Regions from separate parts of the Homo sapiens genome. Here all the other regions are linked to region 3. The links are chromatin contacts, found by Hi-C or POLR2A ChIA-PET in ENCODE. All regions are on one chromosome and are shown on one strand. The core of a region is the stretch at or near the end of the contact, and the rest is flanking DNA. Distances in the headings are between cores, read along the strand shown. Region 1 has its middle 30 kb from the start of CPOX. Region 2 holds the start of CBLB (Cbl proto-oncogene B). Region 3 holds the start of CEP97 (centrosomal protein 97).

The links. A loop is a pair of places that touch in the nucleus more often than their neighbours do. ChIA-PET counts read pairs that join two places held with the same protein, here RNA polymerase II (POLR2A). Pooled maps may share reads with other maps.
Region 1: a pooled map shows a loop between it and region 3 (4-fold over the local background). The contact joins the enhancer-like site here to the promoter of CEP97 in region 3. A Hi-C loop is called at or near these places in 1 of 37 single-sample maps with no recorded cell type and 2 of 50 pooled maps. POLR2A ChIA-PET finds 5 or more read pairs at or near these places in 1 of 52 experiments (activated B cell).
Region 2: a loop to region 3 is called in a pooled map, with 23 times the contacts of the local background. The contact joins the promoter of CBLB here to the promoter of CEP97 in region 3. A Hi-C loop is called at or near these places in 6 of 50 pooled maps. POLR2A ChIA-PET finds 5 or more read pairs at or near these places in 2 of 52 experiments (HEK293 and activated T-cell).

What each region holds. Positions count from the first base shown.
Region 1 is chr3:98,562,493-98,565,447 of GRCh38, reverse strand. No RefSeq gene overlaps it. Among named protein-coding and RNA genes, the nearest start is that of CPOX, 30 kb to the left of the region's middle. RefSeq lists a silencer at 2,013-2,072. Within about 2 kb of position 1,652, at least 10 of the 41 ENCODE cell types and tissues checked have a DNase peak (open chromatin) inside an H3K27ac peak, as active enhancers do.
Region 2 is chr3:105,867,626-105,870,701 of GRCh38, reverse strand. CBLB (Cbl proto-oncogene B) reads left to right here and starts at 1,690. Exons shown (of 19, transcript NM_170662.5): 1 at 1,690-1,966. RefSeq lists a silencer at 1,492-1,721.
Region 3 is chr3:101,723,155-101,726,130 of GRCh38, reverse strand. It overlaps CEP97 (centrosomal protein 97), which reads right to left and starts at 1,517. Exons shown (of 11, transcript NM_024548.4): 1 at 1,412-1,517. The coding sequence starts at 1,454. RefSeq lists enhancers at 39-650, 822-891, 1,172-1,541.

The DNA of each region.
Region 1 (2,955 bases), core at 403-2,902, 3.2 Mb after region 3:
TTAAAGCCGCACTGAAGACATTAAAACAAACAATCAGATATTTGATACATAGAAAGCTGGGCAAATGACTGTTCAGCACTTTAAAGGTAGGAAGAAGAGGAGACTAGATCAGTCAGAGAGAAAGAGTTTAGTCATTTTCATATCATGATTCTTCCCTTCCCAGTGGAAAGTATATATGAGCATGTATGTTTATGTAATATAGATAGATGTGGCAGTAAATTGCCTTTCACTTTCTCTAGTCAAAATCAAAAATAATAATTTTTAAGCTAGGAAAATTCAGTAATTTGATGAGGGAATTTGGCTGGAAAAGTGAAAAACAATTCAAGGATAGGTATTTATAAATATATCAGAATATTATACATGTATTTTTGTATGCACATGTGTTTTATTTAGGAAGGAAATAACATGTTAACTTTTGCGTATCTTAATTTTTTATTCAGCATTGACTTCCCACCTGTTGTTTAACTTTTTCATTCTTTGTTTTTTTTTTTTTTTTTCCGTTGTGGTCAAGTGCGTATCGAAGACCACCTTAGCTTAGCTGAGAACGTTGTACTTGTGAAGCATTTGAATGTGGGCCACATCAAAGGTGAACAAAATAATTCATTTCCTGGCCCTGCTCAAGTATCCTCACCCTGAGAGTCTGCCCCTGTGGGCCACAACACTGCCACCCATAACAGTCACACCTCTCTTTAAACCCAGGTATATTTGGTATCTGTAACTCTCACCTGACTCTCACATAACAGTCAAATTATTTATCTCTTTGTAAACTTAAATTTACATTTATATGCTCCATCTCTCTTCACACCAGCTAGTGCTAATACCCAACACTGAGGGTGCCAGACAGTGTTCTAACATTACTTAAGTTAACTTAGTCAATATCTGAAATAACCCCGAGGAAGTTATTCTCATTGCATGCCTGAGAAAATTGAGGTGTGGAGGGTTGAAGTTTTTGCTCACCCCCACAGAGCCAAGTGCTGAGCAAAAGGTAGTCTGGGCTGGGTGCCGTGGCTCACACCTGCAATCCCAACACTTTGGGAGGCCAAGGCAGGCAGATCACTTGCGACCAGGAGTTTGAGACCAGCCTGGCCAACATGGTGAAACCCTGTTTAGTCTCTGCTAAAAATACAAAAGTTAGCCAGGTGTGGTGGCATGTGCCTGTAATCCCAGCTACTTGGGAGGCTGAGGCACGAGAATCACTTGAGCCTGGGAGGTGGAGGTTGCAGTGAGCTGAGATCACACAACTGCACTCCAGCCCGGGCGACAGAGAGGGACCCTGCCACAAAAAAAAAAAAAAAAAAAAAAAAAAAATAGTCTGGCCTCTGACATCACTCTCACCCAGAATTATGAAAGCTCAATAGGAATCAATACCTTGTCTCACAGTTTAGGTGCCTCCAGCCCCTAACCATTATTTGCATTCAAGAAAGGAACTGTAAATGTCTTATGGTTGTTACTCTTTGAAAACAAATCCTATAGTTATGGAAACAAACAAATAAAAAATGCTAGAGAACTTGTATTCTCCTAATACCATCTTTGATTAAGCTTTTACTGAGTTCAGAATTAAGGAATGTTAATGATACGAAAGCTTTTATAGCACTGATTTTTTTCAAAGTACCAACCTGTGGTTTGGTGACACAACTATAGAAACATGGATAGAAACTCCCTATTATGCAACAAACCACTTCCTGCATCTGTTTATTCATTTATTTGCAGTGTTTTAGCTAAACTCTTATCCACTTGTAGGGTCATATACTTGCAACTGTATCACTATATGTAGCATAAATATCACAAACTGCTGAAGAACATGGACTTGGTAGCTAGATTTTGAGGTTAGAATTCAATGTAATTCTGTATAAATAATACATACCTCAATAGGACAGTAGAAAAGATGACCTATGTTAACAAATGTAAAGCAATTAAAACAGTGCCAAGCACATAGTAAGTGCTTTATACATGTTTACTATTACTATTAAAACTCCAAAATTTCAGGAAATATACTTAGTTCAGCCTTCTGTAATCAGAAGTTTTGACTCAATTTAACCTGAGAGATAACAAAGTGAATGCCAGGCACGGTGGCTCACACCTGTAATCCCAGCACTTTGGGAGGCCGAGGCAGATGGATCATCTGAGGTCAGGAGTTTGAGACCAGGCTGGCCAACATGGTGAAACCCCATCTCTGCTAAAAATACAAAAATTAGCTGCGCTTGGTGGCACATGCCTGTCCCAGCTACTCAGGAGGCTGAGGCAAGAGAATCACTTGAACCTGGGAGGCAGAAGTTGCAGTGAGCAAAGATTGTGCCACTGCACTCCAGCCTGGGCGACAGAGCGAGACTCCACCTCAAGAAAAAAAAAAAGAAAGAAAGAAAAGAAGGAGGGAAAGAAAGAAAGAAAAAGAAGGAAAGAAAGAAAGAAAAGTGAAGCCTCTTTTCAGAGAACATCAGATCTTAGTTTTGGAAGGAAATCCAATTGTATGCTGCTCACACTTCTAATATACCTAAGAGGTAATAATAGTGATTCTGCTTGAACATTTCCAGTGATGGAGAACTTAACTACCCCTCAGAAAATTTCATTTTATAATTGGATAATTTAGTTATGAATAAACTTATATTTTATATTGAACAGAAATCTACCTTTCCGTAAATTCCACCTACTGGTTCCAGTGGTTAAATAGCAAAGCAGTGGTTTTTAAATTGTCTTGTGCAGAAATGTTTCAGAAGTTCTTAAAATGTTTGATCAAAATTTCATTTTTTTAAAAAGACATTTTTGAATCATTTGTTAAAACTGAAAAATTTAAAGGATGTGTAATATCCTTGGGAAGATTGCCTAACTTCTCCAATTCTCATCTTTTTCATCTACAAAATGAGTATAATTAGTAGATGAAAAATAAGTCTTCAATAAATGTTAACTGCATCTGTATAATTCTTATATTATTTGCATTTTGATACCAGCTATTAGAAG
Region 2 (3,076 bases), core at 441-2,940, 4.1 Mb before region 3:
TTTTAAAGGTAACACAGTTTTTTTCTTTTACAGTCTCCCCTTAGTAAATGTAGCTACTACGACTATGAGTAAAAGAGATATGGATGGGTGGAGGAGATATGGAGAGGCCAGCACTTTTGTAGATAAATGCAATGTGAAAACAAGGAACTACTCTTTAATTACTGGCACAGAAATAATGACAAGGAAACAAAATTACTTCCTGAATCACACTTTATCACCTGACTGGTTGCAAAGGCACATTTTTTTTCTGTTTTCGTCAAATTAAAATCTTAACCATGTAAATTCAAGGCTGTAAAGGAAAACTCAGGATCCTTCATAGTAATAATTACAGTATTAAAATTCTTAGTTGCTAGAAAGTGGTTAGAACCATTGAGAAACATTTTATCAGGTTACGTGGTTAGAGCAAGATTTGAAAAAACAAAATCAAAAACAAAAAACCCAATGTAAAATATCAGAACATCTGAGATGTCCAAGCTGAAAAGTGTAATAAACGCTATCAACTGTAGTGGAAAGAAAGTTCCAAAGTATGAAGTCCAGAGCAATTGTTGGTAGCATGAGTGGTGGGATTGAAGTAAACTGAAATAAATGGAAGGCATTTGTTTAACCTATGATATTGCTGAAAGACAAGTCCCAGCACAGTAGCTTTCTCCTTTAAAGACTAGCCAGATGTCGGCCTTTTTAAGAGCACAAAGAAGGGAGCCACAGAAAGAGGTAACAATGCTGGTAGAGAATGGCAGCTACAGTAAGGTTGTTTTTAAATGGATAGAAATCTATGTAAAGGTGACTCCGACAAAACACAGTAGCTGTCTCCTCCTCAGTCATTTAGGCAGAAACTTGCACTAAGTAAAAAGGTGCAAGGTATTTATCAGCAATTCCCATTATCTGGTACTTTTATTGCTTTGGCATGATTAGCAGAGACTGTTTGGCCAGCGTTGTCAACTATTTGCTTTTTCATCAGCCTGATGTTTGGTCTGCAATCCCTCTAAAACTAACAGCAAAAGAGAAACTCGGAAACTTGGGAAGTTTCAGTTGGCATTCAGATGTCACCCCAGCCTACTCTCTGTGAGATTTATTCTGCATTTTAGAAGCTCAGTGGCTGTTGCTCTTTTTGATAGCCAACAAGAAGCAACGTCATAGACCTGTTTGGCTGCTGTCCTGGGTAGAAGGGTTTGGCAGCCCTAGGGAGATGAATTTCTCCAGCGTTGGACCCGCCCAGAGCGGAGAAGCAACACCCTTCCAGCCACTACTCTGTTGCTATGAAACAAAAGACTAGGAAGGTAAGCGAAGCAGGAAGTCCCGCCTTTCAGCCCCAGATGGCTTTGGCTCCCGGTCCCGACGCTCACGCCCACCTGCCACCCCTTATTGGTTAGCTCCTTCGTGCCTTGCATCCCTTCGTCCATTTCCTTTCCCGTTTCCACTTTCGTTCCCGGGAGAGTCCAGGCCCCTCATTTCTCTCCGAGTCCAATTCCTTTCTGACGTGCTGCGAGCGGGCCTTCCTCTGGGGCCATTGTGTACTGTGGAGGACGTGGACGGGGCGGCAGCGCGAGGAGGACGGGCGCCTCCCGTCCATTGGCTGCACCCGCTGTCGGGCAGTGCGCGGTTGCGCGGCATTGGCTCAGCGGCGCCCGGCCCCGCCCCCGCCCCGCCCCGCCCCGAGCCTGGGTCCTGTGTGTGCCACAGGGGTGGGGTGTCCAGCGAGCGGTCTCCTCCTCCTGCTAGTGCTGCTGCGGCGTCCCGCGGCCTCCCCGAGTCGGGCGGGAGGGGAGAGCGGGTGTGGATTTGTCTTGACGGTAATTGTTGCGTTTCCACGTCTCGGAGGCCTGCGCGCTGGGTTGCTCCTTCTTCGGGAGCGAGCTGTTCTCAGCGATCCCACTCCCAGCCGGGGCTCCCCACACACACTGGGCTGCGTGCGTGTGGAGTGGGACCCGCGCACACGCGTGTCTCTGGACAGCTACGGCGCCGAAAGGCAAGAAGGGAAGGGGTCGCCGGGGAGGCTCCACACTTCTTGCCGGCCCGGGGGCCCGGGGTAGCCAGGCGCGGGCCAAGGAGGAAGAGGGGACAGCCCTGGCTCTCAGCTGCCTTTGCCGCCGCCGTCCAGTTTGAAGTGGGGCATTTAAAGACCAGAACCCGCAGGCCGGGGAGGAGGGAGAGGGCGTCCAGGCAGACGGCGGTGAGGACTGCAGCAGGCGGCCGGGAGGCGCGTCCACCCAGGCGCCGAGCCCACAGTGTCCCTCCCGCGCCCTAGACGGACGGTGCTGCGGGCACGGGAGGGACACTTTGTCCCCTCCCAGTCCACCTTCCTCCTGCAGCTCAGACCCGAGGGGCCGGGAAGGGGCCTGAGCAGGGAAGGGACACAGGCGTCCTGAAACAAAGCTTTGGGTTGAGGGCAGAGGCGAGGAGCCAGAGAAGTGAACTCCTCCTTTCCGTGGCCGCTCTTGTCATTTTTCTCTTTTCTCTTTTCAAATGGGCTATTTGTGTGTTAATTTCATTTGGTTCTTGGGAATAACGACTCACCGCGTTGATTTAAAGAAAGGTGTTCGTGTGTCCGTACTTGGTGGTTTTAGTGTGGGACATGCCCTGCGCTTTTGTTGACAACAGAGCTGTCCCTTACGTTTGTGTAGGATAATCTTTATGTTTATGTAACTTGGAGAAATCTAACAGAGTGAAAGTGAAGTTTCTGCGTAAGGCTCCCAAAATGTATGATAGGACCTTCAGTTGTTCTGGTATTTTGAATTGGAATTAAGGCAGGAGGGGAAGAACATTCTGTTTTTATCTAGGTGGGGGAAACCTGTTTAAGTTTTGTTTGTTCTTTTTTTTTTTTTTATGAGTTGAGTATTAGTTCAGCCTTAGCTACTTGAAACGTGAGCAGGATGCATCTTTAACTCTTAGTATTGTAAAAGCAAATCTAGGATCACTGCTCTTAAAACTACTGTGTGTAAAGATTGAGAGTGTAAATTCACAAGCTTATTGATAAAGATGAATCCGGAACTTTTGGTTTTGCTCTAATCGATGGAGGAAGATGCAGTGGTACAAGTTAGTCTCTAGTTTTCTGGTGGGTAAATATTTTCAAAACCAA
Region 3 (2,976 bases), core at 268-2,767:
CCTAGCTTGATATGAGAATTAAAAGAGAAACCATATGAATAGTACTTAGCCCCGTTCCTGCCACCGGGCACTCAATAAGGCACTTTAGTATAACATAGACGTTCAAACCCTGGCTCCACCAATTAACCATTGTGGTATATTAGGCAAATTATTGATTTCTTTTGGGCTCCCTTTTCTACTCTGTAAAGTGGGGATAATACCTGCCTTATAAATGTAGTTCTACAGAGAAAATGAGATAATGTAAAAAAAAAAACAAAAAAAAAAAGGACTGAGAACATCGCCTGGGTCATACAAAGTGCTCTGTAAATGTTAACTGCTATTAACAGTTAAGTAGCCCTGGTGGGCTTGAGAGGTGTGGTTTAAGAAAAGCCGATCTCCAAAGAGGGCGGGGCCAGAGAAACGGCCAATTTCAAATTTACACCCAGATTAGGACTACTGCAGGAAATAATTATGCCAGATTGCTCTCCTGGAGGATTTCAACGTTTTCCCGTTGTCTAATGGCTCTTAGCATGTGAGGAGTCGTGAGCCCCTCTGAAAAATTGATGAAAGGGGTGTGCTGTCTCAGAAAAGTGCACAGCCTTTGTACACAATTCCAAGGGGTCGACAGAGAGGTCTGAGAACCATCCACCAACTCTTCCCCCAAGAATTTACAGCTCCCAGAAAATGCACTCCTGGTCTAAGCCATGAAGACGGGCCTCGACCCCTGGGCCCTGTCCCCGATTTAGAGGACTGACTGCTGCCAAGCCTCGGAGCTGTAACCAAAACAAAAGCAGCTCGCGTCCGGCGCCCCAAAGAGGTAGGTATCTTCAGGCCACAGAAGCACCCACACAGTCCTGTGCTCTACTGGGCAGCGACCAAACTCGATCCTAGGACCCGTGTGCAAGAACAAGGAGTACAGAACTGCGGGCTCTGGATCATCCCTTAGATTTTATCACGGCCACTGGCCACCTCCGAGGAAGGGTTCAAAGCCAGACTAGGCAGCGGTCTCTGAGGGAAGGTTTTCCTGATGGTTCCAGGAACCAAGAAGAGAGGGAGATGTGTGAAGCGAAAGAGGGAGATCCCAAACATTTCGCTTAGGCACCCATGACTCAAAGTAAATGGTCAAGAAAGGTCATCGCAGCCCGAAATCCACCGCCTCCTCAGCATCGGGAGCGCGGGAGCCAGGGCGCCGGGCCGCGCGAAGGCTTCTGGGGGCTGTAGTCCCCCGCTCGGCCCTCACCGCGACGCCGGAGAGCTGGGAACGGCAGGTGAACTACAACTCCCAGAGGGTAGCCCGCCTCCGCGACGACCACAGATCCGCATCAAAAGAACTGGTCCAGAACTGCACATCTAAACCTAGGTTTTCTGCTCTCCACTATTTAATTCAGCTCCGTGAAGTAAACCTTAGGACTCGGGGTAGGGATCGCCTTACCTTCTCCGGGAGGCAAAGCCGCGTCCACGCGCGCCACCGCCATATTTGCTGCTTGCTAATAATACCAGGCAACCGTCCTCCCGCGGCTCTGTGGAGCTTGTAATCTGAAGGAGGGAGCCGGAAACTATAACTCCCAGGATGCACGGCTCCCAGACGGCCCAATTGGCTGCTTACGCCTAATGATGTGAAGCTGGAGTTAGAATCTGAGGGTAGTGAGCTCAGGGACCCTGGCCCACTCGCTTATTTGACAGATGAGTCAACTGCGTTATTAGATGATCATTTCACTTCCTTGTCCAGGCGTTTGCGAAATTTGACACTTTTACCATCGGGATGATTGTAAGGAAGCTACTTAATGCAGACTGCATTTTACAACTCATTGCTGGAAGTCTCTGTGGGGGCTGCTCCATTCTTTTGATAATTGTGAATAAGTTGAAAGTTTTCAACTCCGCTATAGGAATGACCGATCTTGTTGAGATCATAAAAGTGGATACATTTTATTTGAAATTTTAGTTAAGTAAAAGTAAAGTATGCCGAAATAGAAACTTTTATACAGTATTTTTAAGTGATTGTTTGATTGTTCTTGAATATTTGACAAATCTTTTGACTTACGGGTATAAGTATGAACCAAGAACTTTTCCAGGGAGTATTCAAAATAACTTTAAAATATAATCTCCAGGCCGGGCGCAGTGGTTCACGTCTGTAATCCCAGCACTTTGGGAGGTCAACGCAGGCTGATCACCTGAGGTCGGGAATTCGAGACCCGCCTGGCCAACATGGAGAAACCCCGTCTGTAGTAAAAATACAAAAAAATTAGCCTGGCGTGGCGGCGCATGCCTGTAATCCCAGGTACTCGGGAGGCTGAGGCAGGAGAATCGCTTGAACCCGGGAGGCAGAGGTTGCAGTGAGCCGATATCATGCCACTGCACTCCAGCCTGGGCAACAAGAGCGAAACTATGTCTCAAAAATATATATATTTTATATAGATATTGCATATATTATAATTATATATAAATTATATATTATATATGTTATATATTTAGATATTATATATTATATGTTATATATTTAGATATTATATATTATATATGTTATATATTTAGATATTATATATTATATATGTTATATATTTAGATATATTATATATGTCATATATTTATATATTATATATTATATATGTTATATATTTAGATATTATATATTATATATGTCATATATTTAGATATTATATATTATATATGTTATATATTTAGATATTATATATTATATATGTTATATATTTAGATATATATGTTATATGTTATATATTTATATATTATATATGTTATACATTTATATATTATATATGTTATATATTTATATATTATATATTATATATGTTATATATTTATATATTATATATTATATATGTTATATATTTATATATTATATATTATATATGTTATATATTTATATATTATATATTATATATGTTATATATTTATATATTATATATGTTATATGTTATATATTATATATGTTATATATTTATATATTATATGTGTTATATATGTTATATATTATATATT